Linked DNA regions of Mus musculus: region 2 is linked to region 1. A link is a loop called in an ENCODE intact Hi-C map of the cell type or tissue named here. Cell type or tissue: left cerebral cortex. All regions are shown on one strand. Each heading gives the region's core, and the rest is flanking DNA. Links, peaks and the distances in the headings are about the cores only. Region 1 overlaps Gm40876 (a long non-coding RNA gene). Region 2 holds the start of Gmds (GDP-mannose 4, 6-dehydratase).

Evidence for each region. Hi-C counts contacts between places; a loop is a spot of excess contacts. Peaks named below come from ENCODE experiments on the same cell type or tissue, not always from the same donor. Only the 100,000 strongest peaks of a DNase experiment are listed, where the experiment ranks them.
Region 2: a loop joins it to region 1, with 2.4 times the contacts of the local background. A loop is called at or near these places in 1 of 42 quality-filtered maps.

The regions. Positions count from the first base shown.
Region 1 is chr13:32,490,401-32,495,779 of GRCm38, forward strand. It overlaps Gm40876 (a long non-coding RNA gene), which reads left to right. Exons shown (of 4, transcript XR_873209.2): 4 at 2,661-2,881. Among named protein-coding and RNA genes, the nearest start is that of Gm40876, 28 kb to the left of the region's middle. In left cerebral cortex, for the core only: a CTCF peak has its summit at 3,110; DNase peaks (open chromatin) are centred at 2,345 and 3,110; H3K4me3 peaks cover 710 bases; H3K27ac peaks cover 342 bases.
Region 2 is chr13:32,335,552-32,340,930 of GRCm38, forward strand. Gmds (GDP-mannose 4, 6-dehydratase) reads right to left here and starts at 2,993. Exons shown (of 11, transcript NM_146041.2): 1 at 2,831-2,993. The coding sequence starts at 2,932. In left cerebral cortex, for the core only: no CTCF peak of the experiment used is centred there; DNase peaks (open chromatin) are centred at 2,355, 3,183 and 3,869; H3K4me3 peaks cover 1,820 bases; H3K27ac peaks cover 789 bases.

The sequences.
Region 1 (5,379 bases), core at 180-5,179:
ATTCGGCTTAATTTATAGTTAATTGACCCGTGAAGGTTTGTGGTACTAGTTCCTTGTGTTTCATGGGTTTTGTGCTCCTTGATTTACATGACATCTGTGTAAGGGCAATGACAACAATTTCAACAACAATGACAACAGCTTTCATAACACAGAGGCCCTGGGTGACTCTGGTTCTATTAGGTTGAGAATCATTTTTATTTTTCAAAAAGAGGGCTGATATCATTATAATGCAATGGTAAAGATTTTTCTTTTCTTTTCTCTTCTTTTCTTTTCTCTTCTTTTCTTTCTCTTTTTGATGCATATAATTTTCTGAGTGCAATTCCCAAAACTGCAAAGAAACAAGAAAAAATAATAAGGAAAGCCTAATTATTTTGTCTGTTTTCTTAATTAAAAAACTAGAAAAATTATTTTTCTAATGGTTTCAAGTGTTTTTAAATTTTATTCACTTAAAATTCTTATTTTAAATAGACAAAATATAATTAGGCACACATACATATATTGTACAGAGTAAGGTATGTGATTAAGTAAAGACAAGACAATTAGCCTACTCTACTCACATACGCAGTAATTTGGAAGTATGTAGCATGTTATCGTAACTATAACCATCATGTCTGACCACAGACCTCACCAATCTGTTCCTTTTGCCCGGCTGAAAATTGCCCTCCTTCCCGCTTCTTGCCTCTTTCATCCCTGGCAGTCACCACTATGCTCTCTGCCACTAGTTTGACTGTTTTGGCTCTCACATACAGTTCATATCAAACAATTGATCTCTTTTTGTATCTGGTTTATTTCAGTTAACATAATGTCCCCAGGTTAAGTGACAGAAATGTCTAAGGGTAATGGATAGTGATCCAATTATATATATCACATAATATAATATTTATATCTATCACATTTTCTTCATCTATCCACATGTCAACAGACACCTGGTTTCAGTTCCATCACTTGGCTACTTCAGACCATGCTGCTGGGGCGAAGACAGCAGACATACTGACTACAGCGCCCTTGGATGCATACTTCAAAGAGTACTGATGGACCACAGGGTTACTCTGCCCTTTAGTTCTTAGGAACCTTTAGGGTGAATAGTTTCCCATAATGGTTACTCCAGGTACAAGCTCACCAAGAGTATATAAGGGCTCCCTTCTCTCTGCTTTCACGCCATGAAGAAACATAAGCTGGGATACCATGCTTGTCAGGTTGGCTTTTGTTTGTTGTCACCTCAAAGCCTCAGGGAACATGCTTAAATGCTTCATTCACGTGACTGCTGGGAATAGGCTGGCTCTCTGTCCCTGTCACCACAGAAATGAAGCTCACGAACAGCAGATACTACAGTAGATGTTAACTGAGGTGGGCTATTTGCTCTGCCCCCTGCGTGTGGAGGAAGGGTAGACCTGCTTTTTATTCTCATTCTGTGACTTGGGCTGAAACCCACGTGTTAGCTGCCAGCCGTACTTCCAGTAGATGTGGTTCCCCAGTCGAGCTGCGCATTAAACAGAATGGTTAGTTACTTCAGCATTGAGATGACCACCACACCTGAGAGCAGTAATGGAAGGGATGAACGGTTTATTTTGGCTCATGGGTTTCAGTCAATTTAAGGCGGGGACAGGGAAGGTATGTGGAGCAGCTCGGCTCCTGGCCATGAGAGCTGCGGCAGAAGCTGATCATCACTGTAGTGAACCAGGAAGTAGACAATGAAGCAGACACTAGAGGCCAGGTAGAAAGAGTCAAAACCTACTCTGAGCTGCCTACTTTTGTTGGCTAGAACCCACCTCCTAAATATTCCACAGCCTCCCTAAATAGTACTGCCAGCAGGGGAACAAACATTCGAAACCTAGCCAATGGGGGCACGTTTTACATTCAAACCCTCACAAATATTAAATCAGCCAAATTGTCTCCACTGGGCTCTTGGCAGCTGTATACGCTCTGGATAACGAAGGGGGTGGGGGTGGAGGGGAAAGACCTGTCTCCTATCTATCCCCAAACCTGAGCACCAAGGACTTTTTCAAAGCATGTAAATTCATAGACTTCTCTTTTCATCTTTGCACACAGAGACTGAACCCAAAGCTCCATGGCGACTGGATAGAATAGTCCTGCTCGATGTGTGTACCCCCGCTATCTGAGAGTCCCCCTCCTTTCAGAGGAGGCACAACTAAATTTGAGTTCCAGATAAACACCAGATACTTCTAAAGTGTTAAGCGTGGCTCCCAGATTGCACGGGGATATACTTACACTAAAAATAATCTTATTTATCTGAAAACCAAATTGAAGCACTCGTCCTGTGCTCTGTCTGGCAACCCTCCTAGGAATTATGAAAGTGTGCTTGAATTAAAGCCAGCTTTCTCTGCTTGTTCTTCTAGAATATTCTGAGCATGCCATAAACTTGCCTGTGCTTCTTAAATTGATTTATTAAGTTACCTGTGTGGTGTGGAGCGGTATCCGACCAGACTAGTGAGGAACTACAAAGAAACCTCTGTTGAGCAGGAGCAAGTTCGCTGTGGGAACGGAAAAGGCAGGAATTAAATTGGGTCTTCTGAGTTTAGGCTTCAGGGAGGGAAATGAAGAAGTGGCTAGCGAAGATCTTAAGTGTAGCAGTTTGAAAATAACATTCAGCTGTCAGAGCTCTCCGTTTAGAAGTGTATCTCTCTGTCATTCCTTGCCAGGTTTGTGCCCGGAGAAATGCAGTCAGCGAATCTCCTTTACAACGCCAGGCTGATGGTGGCCAGATGTCAATCTGGGTGTTTCTCTATTTTACTGCTGTTATATTATCTTTAAACTACTGAACAATGGTTTGTAATGAGACTCCTAATATACAGTAGTCAAAATCATCAAGTTACAGAGTCTGGAAAAGCCCATCTTGAAAGTATTTTCAATACTTTCTACCCTTTTCAGAAACCCATTCATTTATCTCAGTATCTCATAGTTATAGGGCCCTACGTTCACACTCTGAACAAATAAAAAGAACTTCTGGGGAAAATATGTTGGTGTAGTTATTGTTTTCATTATCGTACATCATGTTCATATTACTGTGGGAAAGAACCCTTTTCCCTTGGAAAGGAAGTTTCCTGAGAGGTTTATGTGTGGGAGCACACCGGTACAACATCGCCCTCCACTGTCTGCTAAAGGGAATGCATGCTTTCGTGGTCTGTGAAGAGAAAGCCGGAGCCAGGAGTTTTAAGTAGGTCTGTCATGTTAAAGGTGGGTTCCCCCACTGTTGCAAGCACAGGTGTGAGGTTATCAACAGAAGTGATGGGTTGGGCTTGCACCATTAGTTTTTCTAAAAAGCAAAAACGATATGAAGTGTACTCCAATTCTAGGTGGGGATTAAGAAAGGGATTGAAAATCGTCTTCAGTGAGTTTTAGCAAGACATCGTCACGAAGAACGGAAGGCTCTTTATCTTGTTTGTTCTCCTCCCTTATATTGCAGCAGATCATGATGGACAAAAGGAAAGAGAGATCCCCTGCAGATCTCAGCAGCCAATCCAGGAGCTGGATGTGTGCTGACTCAGGTCCCACAGCATCTAAGCGTTTGCTGTGCCCTTTACCCTGTCCATCTGGCAGGGCAGAGATGTCTGTTTATTTTATAGTCACTGAAGTCTGGGAGCAATGCCTCCTCCCCAGCGTGACTACTACACTTAGGCTGGCCTCTGGGGTCACCTAGTATTCCAACCGTGACTCTGAGTCAACACCAAGTGTTAGTGAAGTGTAGGTTTCATAAGCTTCTCGGTCCCACCATTGCGTTTTGCATGTCTTAAGCCCGAAGTACTTGCCTTTTACTCTAGAGTCGGTTATTTCTCTTAGAGTAGTGCTGCTAGATGACATTTTACTTAGTGTTGGTGGCAAAATGAGTTCTCAAAGTGTCCCATTGATGCCTCATTGTAAGGAAGGATTTGGGAGGGTGGGCTACCTGTCGAAGTTTATTGCTCTCTTAAGTCTGTTTTATTCAAGAACGTGTGTGAAGTCACATTCAAGAAAGACGAGCAGTTAGTTTTGGTCTGTTGGCAAATGATTCTTCCACCCCAGTGGCGTGTGAAGTGTTAGGGGGGAATTATAAGTCGGGTGTATTTGGAAGGAGTTCAGATTCTTGGGCTCAGAGGACACTGTTGGATCAAGCTAAGGTCACTGCCAGATGAGTACACTGAATGAGAGGGGTGATGTTTTAGTGTGCTTCATAAAAGGAAGAAGCTGGTAGCATCTTAGTCGGTTTTAGAAACTTAGACTCGATGATTCTGCTATGTCTCTAAGTCTGATTCTTCCAAGCATTGACTTCCAAGGAGAAGCAGCACCGGACAGAAGCCAAGCCAAGCAAATGTAACCCTTTCACAGCCCTCAACGACGCTCCTTAAGTGAGGCTGTGTAACCAAACACTTTTGAAAACTGTGCTAAATAGAGTTAAAGAAAGCGATACTTCGGGAGACATCAGATTCTGAGAAATCCAGGTTAAAAATCCACCGTCAAGTGACTGTCTTTCACCTACACTTTTCGGCTTGTTTGTCACTGCAGGCCAGGGGCAATTCTGCCTCTGCTTCACTAAAGGTGCCACATACACTTCTGTGACCAATTTCCATAAAGTTCGCTTAACAGTTCAAACTTTATTAAGACTCTTGACAAAAACAGCTGCTAGAATTGCAAAGGAATGTAATAATAAAAAAAAAAAAAGCAGAGCCAGAAACAAGCAGTCTATAAAAGCAATATCCACAGAGGCCAACTCCCCCTGGGGTGCAAACTGATCCCAGAGTCTGTCCATACCATGCGGATCCCCAAATGGGCAGACAGCAGGACACCCTGACCCAGCGGAAGCTTCCTGCCTGAGGCTGTGGCCATCGCTCCACTGAACACCAAGCTGAGGTCAAGGCAGGATGCCAGATTAAAAAAAAAAAAAAAAAAACAGGCCAAGAGAAGGAAGGCACGGTGGTTTTAAAGAATGGGGACAAACTGGAGCAAGTTCATTTCATGCTGGTTTTATTACGCAATAAAAAATCGCCAACACATACTCATTTACTAAAGAGAAAACAAGAAGTGTTTAGCTGACTGGAGTCTCCATATCATTTCACACTGGAGAGGTGCACAGTGAACTTAGTGGGTCCTGTGACTCCCTGGACAATCTTAGGGTAGATTTCAGAGTAGAGTAGGACTTAGGTTAGTGTTGATGGCCCACTCTTGTTAAGCTTCTTTGACTTGGGAAGCTGTCCCGTGTATAGTTGATATCCTCTTATAAGGACCTGTGATATTACAGGGAAAAGAACCGCCTTCACTGTGTCGCCTTCCACGTCCAACTGTAATATGTAGAAAATGGTAAATTAGAAAATGTGGTTTTCTCCCCGCTTGCTCCCCTTCCCTCCTTTCATTCCTTGCTTCCTTCTTCCTTCATTATTATTATTG
Region 2 (5,379 bases), core at 205-5,204, 150 kb before region 1:
TCTTCCATAATCATTCTACTAAAGTTCATGACTCCTGAACCCTGGCCCAAATAATTACCTACCAAGCATCCAGAATGCTGACAGGTAAATGGTATGCCTCACTCCTTATATTAGACTCCTGCCAAGGAATCACAGCCAAATTATCTTGGTTTGCCTACACACCTAGTAATGGTTTTTGTCTAGCAAAAGATTTATAAGAGCCTGTTTCAAAGGATAGGCAAGGACCAGAACCATAACAAACTGAGAAAGCTCTATCCCCAGCACTCCTTCCTCAATACTAAAATACATTCAGCTCCAGGAGCACATTAGATAGGCATATATAGACTCTATAACACAAAGAAAGCCACTCAGAATCACAAGGACAGGTAAGATACTGTGGTGGTTGGTCTGAGTTACAATGGCCCCCGTAGGCTTATATATCTGAATGCTTAGTAGTCACAGAGTGATGCTATTTGAGAAGAATTAAGACATATAACCTTCTAGAAGACAGTGTTTCACTACGATATCTCTCTCTCTCTCTCTCTCTCTCTCTCTCTCTCTTTGCCTCTGTCTCTGTCTCTGTCTCTGTCTCTGTCTCTGCCTATGGATCAAGATGTAGCTACTTCTCTAGCACCAGAACTGCCTACTGCCATGCTCCCTGCCATGATGATATTACAGTCCTCAGGTCATACCCCATCACTGAAGGAAGTCAGGGCAAGAACTAGAGACAAAAACTCAACAGAAACCATGGAGAAATGCTTAGCCTGCTTTCTTATACATCTCCAGACCACCTGTCTCAGGAGTCCCTATCAGTCCCACTATGAGTTGGGCCTACCCATATCAATTATTAATCAAGAAAAAGCCTTACAGACTTGCCTACAAGCAATCCAATGGAGGCATTTTCCTCAGCTGAGGTTTCTCTTCCCAAATAACCCTAACTTATGTCAAGTTGGCAAAAGCACAAGGGAATACTCACTCATACTGTAATTTCCCTTACAGTCTTGAGTAATACTATTCTACAGGCGCTGCCTTTTCATATGCATTGTCTTCAGCTCCTCAAAGATCTTAGTAGGGACAGGATATATATTACATAGCTTGTACCAGAGCAGCCTCAAAAGGCCTGCACACTACAGATGAACATTAAAAATGCATTCTGTTCGTAGTGAAAGTCAGTCAACATTTTTCAAGGCCCACTACCTAAAGCCGTGTGGGAGGAACTAGGATGAAAATGAGAAAATCTTTTCTTAAAGCTGTTGACAAACCTGGTCAACTCAAGCAAGCAAGGAAAAAAATACAGAGGAGTGTCAAGGAGGTGATGTGTCAGGGAAGTGATGGGTAGTAGGGCAGAGCTCAAAGGCATCTAAGTTTTCAAACCTGAAAGCACAGCAGGTGTTTGGAGTCTGAAATGAAATGAGAAACCCAAAACTCCTGGTCAGGAAGTGGTATTTTTAAGTATTGATAGTACTTCAGGAGAATCCTTGCTGGGGGTAGGAGTGGTGGGCACTTCCAAGGCTTCCTTCCCATGAAGTATCTACCAAACAACAGTTTTCAACTATTTAATGAGATTCCACTTCTAAGCTGCACTGATACAAAATGCTGGCCGCTTACATTGCTATACGCCATACTAACATGGCACACAACATCCTAACTCAATTTCTTGATAATACTAAGTGAAAGTTTACTTTAGAGAGTATGTGAATGCAGTTAACATCTGGGCTTAAGAACCAGTCTGAAAACTTGGGAAAAGAGAACCATCTGAAAGATCTCTAGCATTAGAAAAGAGAGGTGACATGGGGGGGGGTGCACAGTTCTATGGTAGAGCACCCCTGAGGAGTCCCTGACTTGACGTTTTTATCCTCAACCCTGGACCCTTTTCCTACCTCTTCTATCTTACTAGTTGGTAAACGTTTATTTATCGAAAGTACCTTAAACAAGATGCAATGATAACTGAAAGAATGATCAGTAGCTAGTAACTGAAATAGTCTAATGTCTGGGAACTGTGTATCTGCTCTTTGGTAAAACGAGAGAACTTTAAGACCACTTCCAACCCCAACAATACACTTCCTACCTGTTGGGCTTCAGGTAATTCAAACTCATTTTCCTCAATCTTAAACTGGAAATAAGGACTTTGTTGTATGGAAGCTAACTAGTCAGTATTAACCAAGTAACTCCGATATGGTAAGTATGCTGGTGTGGGCCATATTAGCTTTATTATCATCTTTACCATCTTCGCTTTAGCATTGACCACCATCAGATGTCCTGGGATACACAGAAAACAGATGCCCTACAGCAAGTAACAAGGACATTACTTCAACACCCCTGAATCTCACTCTACACAACTTGACAAGGCAGTGGTTAGCCTTATCTGTTGCCATACCTCTATGAGATGACTGTCATAAATTAGTCATGCCTAGCATAGGCCATGGGGTCCCAACATTCAAGACAGCACAGCCTAATTACCTCACCCAAGGAGTTCATGCCTTTGGAATTAGAAAAGTCGGTCTCACTTTGGGACTCCACATACTGACATATTCCTCGCCCCTTTCCTTCCCTGCACCAGGATCTACAAAGTACGAAATTCCTTCCAAGAGCTCACTTGGGCTCCAGGAAAGAAACTACAGTCACCCAGGGGACAGGTGGAGCAGAGTGGTCCGGTTGCTTAGCACCACCAGCTCACACCCCCAGAAGGATCAGAGAGCCATGCTGCTGGGGCTGAAGCTGTCCCATCCCGCAGCCGCTCACACCTTCCGGGACTCGTGGAGCGCAGTTCCCGGTGGCACAGCGGCCCTGCGCGGGGAGGCGGCCCACGTGCCCCCGGGCTACAGGCCGCTCGTCCCCGCCCCGCACTCACCTGTCCGGTGATGCCAGTGATGAGAGCCACCTTCCTGAGCTTGCCCATCTCGCCATCCCCGGAGCCCGGGTAGCTCGGGCACTTAGCGGGAGCTTGAGCCATGTCGCCTCAGGCGGGTGAGCGTGCGGCCGAGAGGAAGGCGGAGTGGAACGAGCCGCGGGCCGGCAGGGACCAGGGTGCGCGCGCCAGTCGTTTCACGGAGCTGCAGCGGCCGCCACGGTCTGACAGGGCGCGCGGGAGGCCGGGCGTGGAGCGAGGGGCGGGCCAGCTTAGTCGGGGCGGGCGGCGCGAGCCGGGCTGAGGCCTGGCTGGCGCCGCGTCACTCGCCCAAGCAGCGACGCGTCAGCAGCGCCCCCGACAGCTCCGCCCCTGCCGGGGTCTCCGCGCTGAGCCACGCCTCTCTGGGGGCGGGGCCTGAGGGCGCCGGGCCCCTGGAAGAGGAAGGATGTAAGTCTGCGGTCAGAGTAGAGGATATGGCCTGCATGGGCCTCGGTCTCCGGGAATCCTCATATCGCCCCATGATGCCAGGAGGAATGACGAGCTGACCTTCTCGGTAGGAAAGAGCTCTGAAATCCAAATCTAGGTATCCAAGGCTGGAGTCATCGACCTTATTAAATTTCTAGAAATCTGCTTCATTGTCTTTGTGAGCAGGTCAGTTTTAACATTTCTCGAAGGCACTAGAGTTTCAAGGCTACTCTAACCTGTGAATCTTCTGTGAACATTAGCAGTTTGCTAATGTTTGGACTAGTTTGGGGGTTCCCGGTAATTCCGTTCAAGGAACAGTATTTACTTCGAGGGCTGGAAGTTTCTGGCCCCGCCCCCATCCTGCATAAGGAAACAATTGACAAAAATCCACAGGTCAGTAAAACCTGTACAAATTTCATGAGGTGGGGTTGTTGCAGTGTCTTTTGAACTTGTTTCTATTTAGTGCATGCACACTGACAGATTCACTGACTGAGAAAGGCTGACAAAGGACTCAGACATAGGGACAAGGGTGTAGGGAAGAAACACACACACATACACACGTACACACATACTGTCCAGCTTATCTCTCCAATAAACATCCTCAAACCGTCTTTCCCTTTGCAAACTGAGCTACTAGGACAGGGCCCAATAGAACCTGCTAGATATGATACAAACCTGTAGTTCCAAAACCAGAGTGCCCAAACTCCTCGGAAACATTCCAAACTTTATACATAGGCTTGTCTGGTTTAATATTTTTACCTTTCCTCTAGCGCATTCTATATGGAAAATGAGACCTAGAAGTTGGGGAAATATATTCCTTAAGGCAAGAAATGTCTAAAATCTAGATGATCTTTAACTATTGATTTAGTTTTATGTAAATATGTTGTAATGTAAGGATAAATAGAAAAAAATGAATACTTAGGAGAGATATGTCCCATTTGTTCTGTAGGTCTGACACCTTCTATCATACTAATGAATACTAGGAATTTATCTGTCTAGTAAAAAATTTAACAGAAAAAAATCATAAAAATCAAATATGTATTGGATGTGCTGAGCTATGGCTTGGTGGTAAAGCACTTGCCTAATGGGATTGATGCCCAATAGTACAAAAGTAAACAAATAAAACCAATATTTTTTAGGGCCTGGAAATGCAAAAATAGTAAAGAAGATATTGCAAACTGTCAGAAATAAAAAACTGTGTCCCTTAAACATCCAACCGGTATTTCCTTTATTACCATCCTAGAATCTGGATATTCAAGATCGGGGTTGACTTCCTCTGAGGCCTGTCTCCTGGCTTGTAGATGTCACCTTGCATCTGGTCATGACACACTTCCTCTCCATGTGCTTGCGTTCCAATTTCCTATTGTAAGGACAGTGACTCCCTTTCATTAGGAACCACCCTAATGACCCCACATTACCTTAATTTCCATTTAAAGACCATAGCTCCCAGCCAGCCAGATGGCCTGGTAGGTAAAGGCGCTTGCCATCCTGAATCTAATACCTATACCCACATACTGGGAGGAGAGAATGAAGTCCTACAAGCTCTCCTCGGCCACACATTTAAAAGAAAAAAATAGTAAACAAAGTAATTAAAAATAAAAGGTATCCAATTACCAATTACTTTTTGTTTTAATTATTTTTATAAAGTTTTTTGTTTTGTGATTTTGGTTATTTATTTATTTATTTATTTATGGTTTCCTTTGTTTTATTTTTAGACAGGGTCTCATGTAGCCCAGGGCTGCTGGCCTGCAATTCATTATATAGCCAAGAATGACTTTAAGTTTCTTTCCCCCTGCCCCTACCTCTTGCTTACTCAAATTATATGCATGGACCACTACACCATGCTTATGTGGTTCCAGGGATCAAACCAAGGATATTGTATATACTAAACAAATACTGTACCAACTAAACTATAGCCCCCCCCCATTGCCTTTTTTTAAAGACTCAGTCTTGAGGTGATGAAGTCTTACACTTCAATATATGAAATAATAGAGAGACACAATACATCTCCTTACAGACAAAGGGGAAAGACTTTTCTTGTTGGTTTGGTTTGGAAGCATGGAAGACAGTTGGTAGTGGGCATC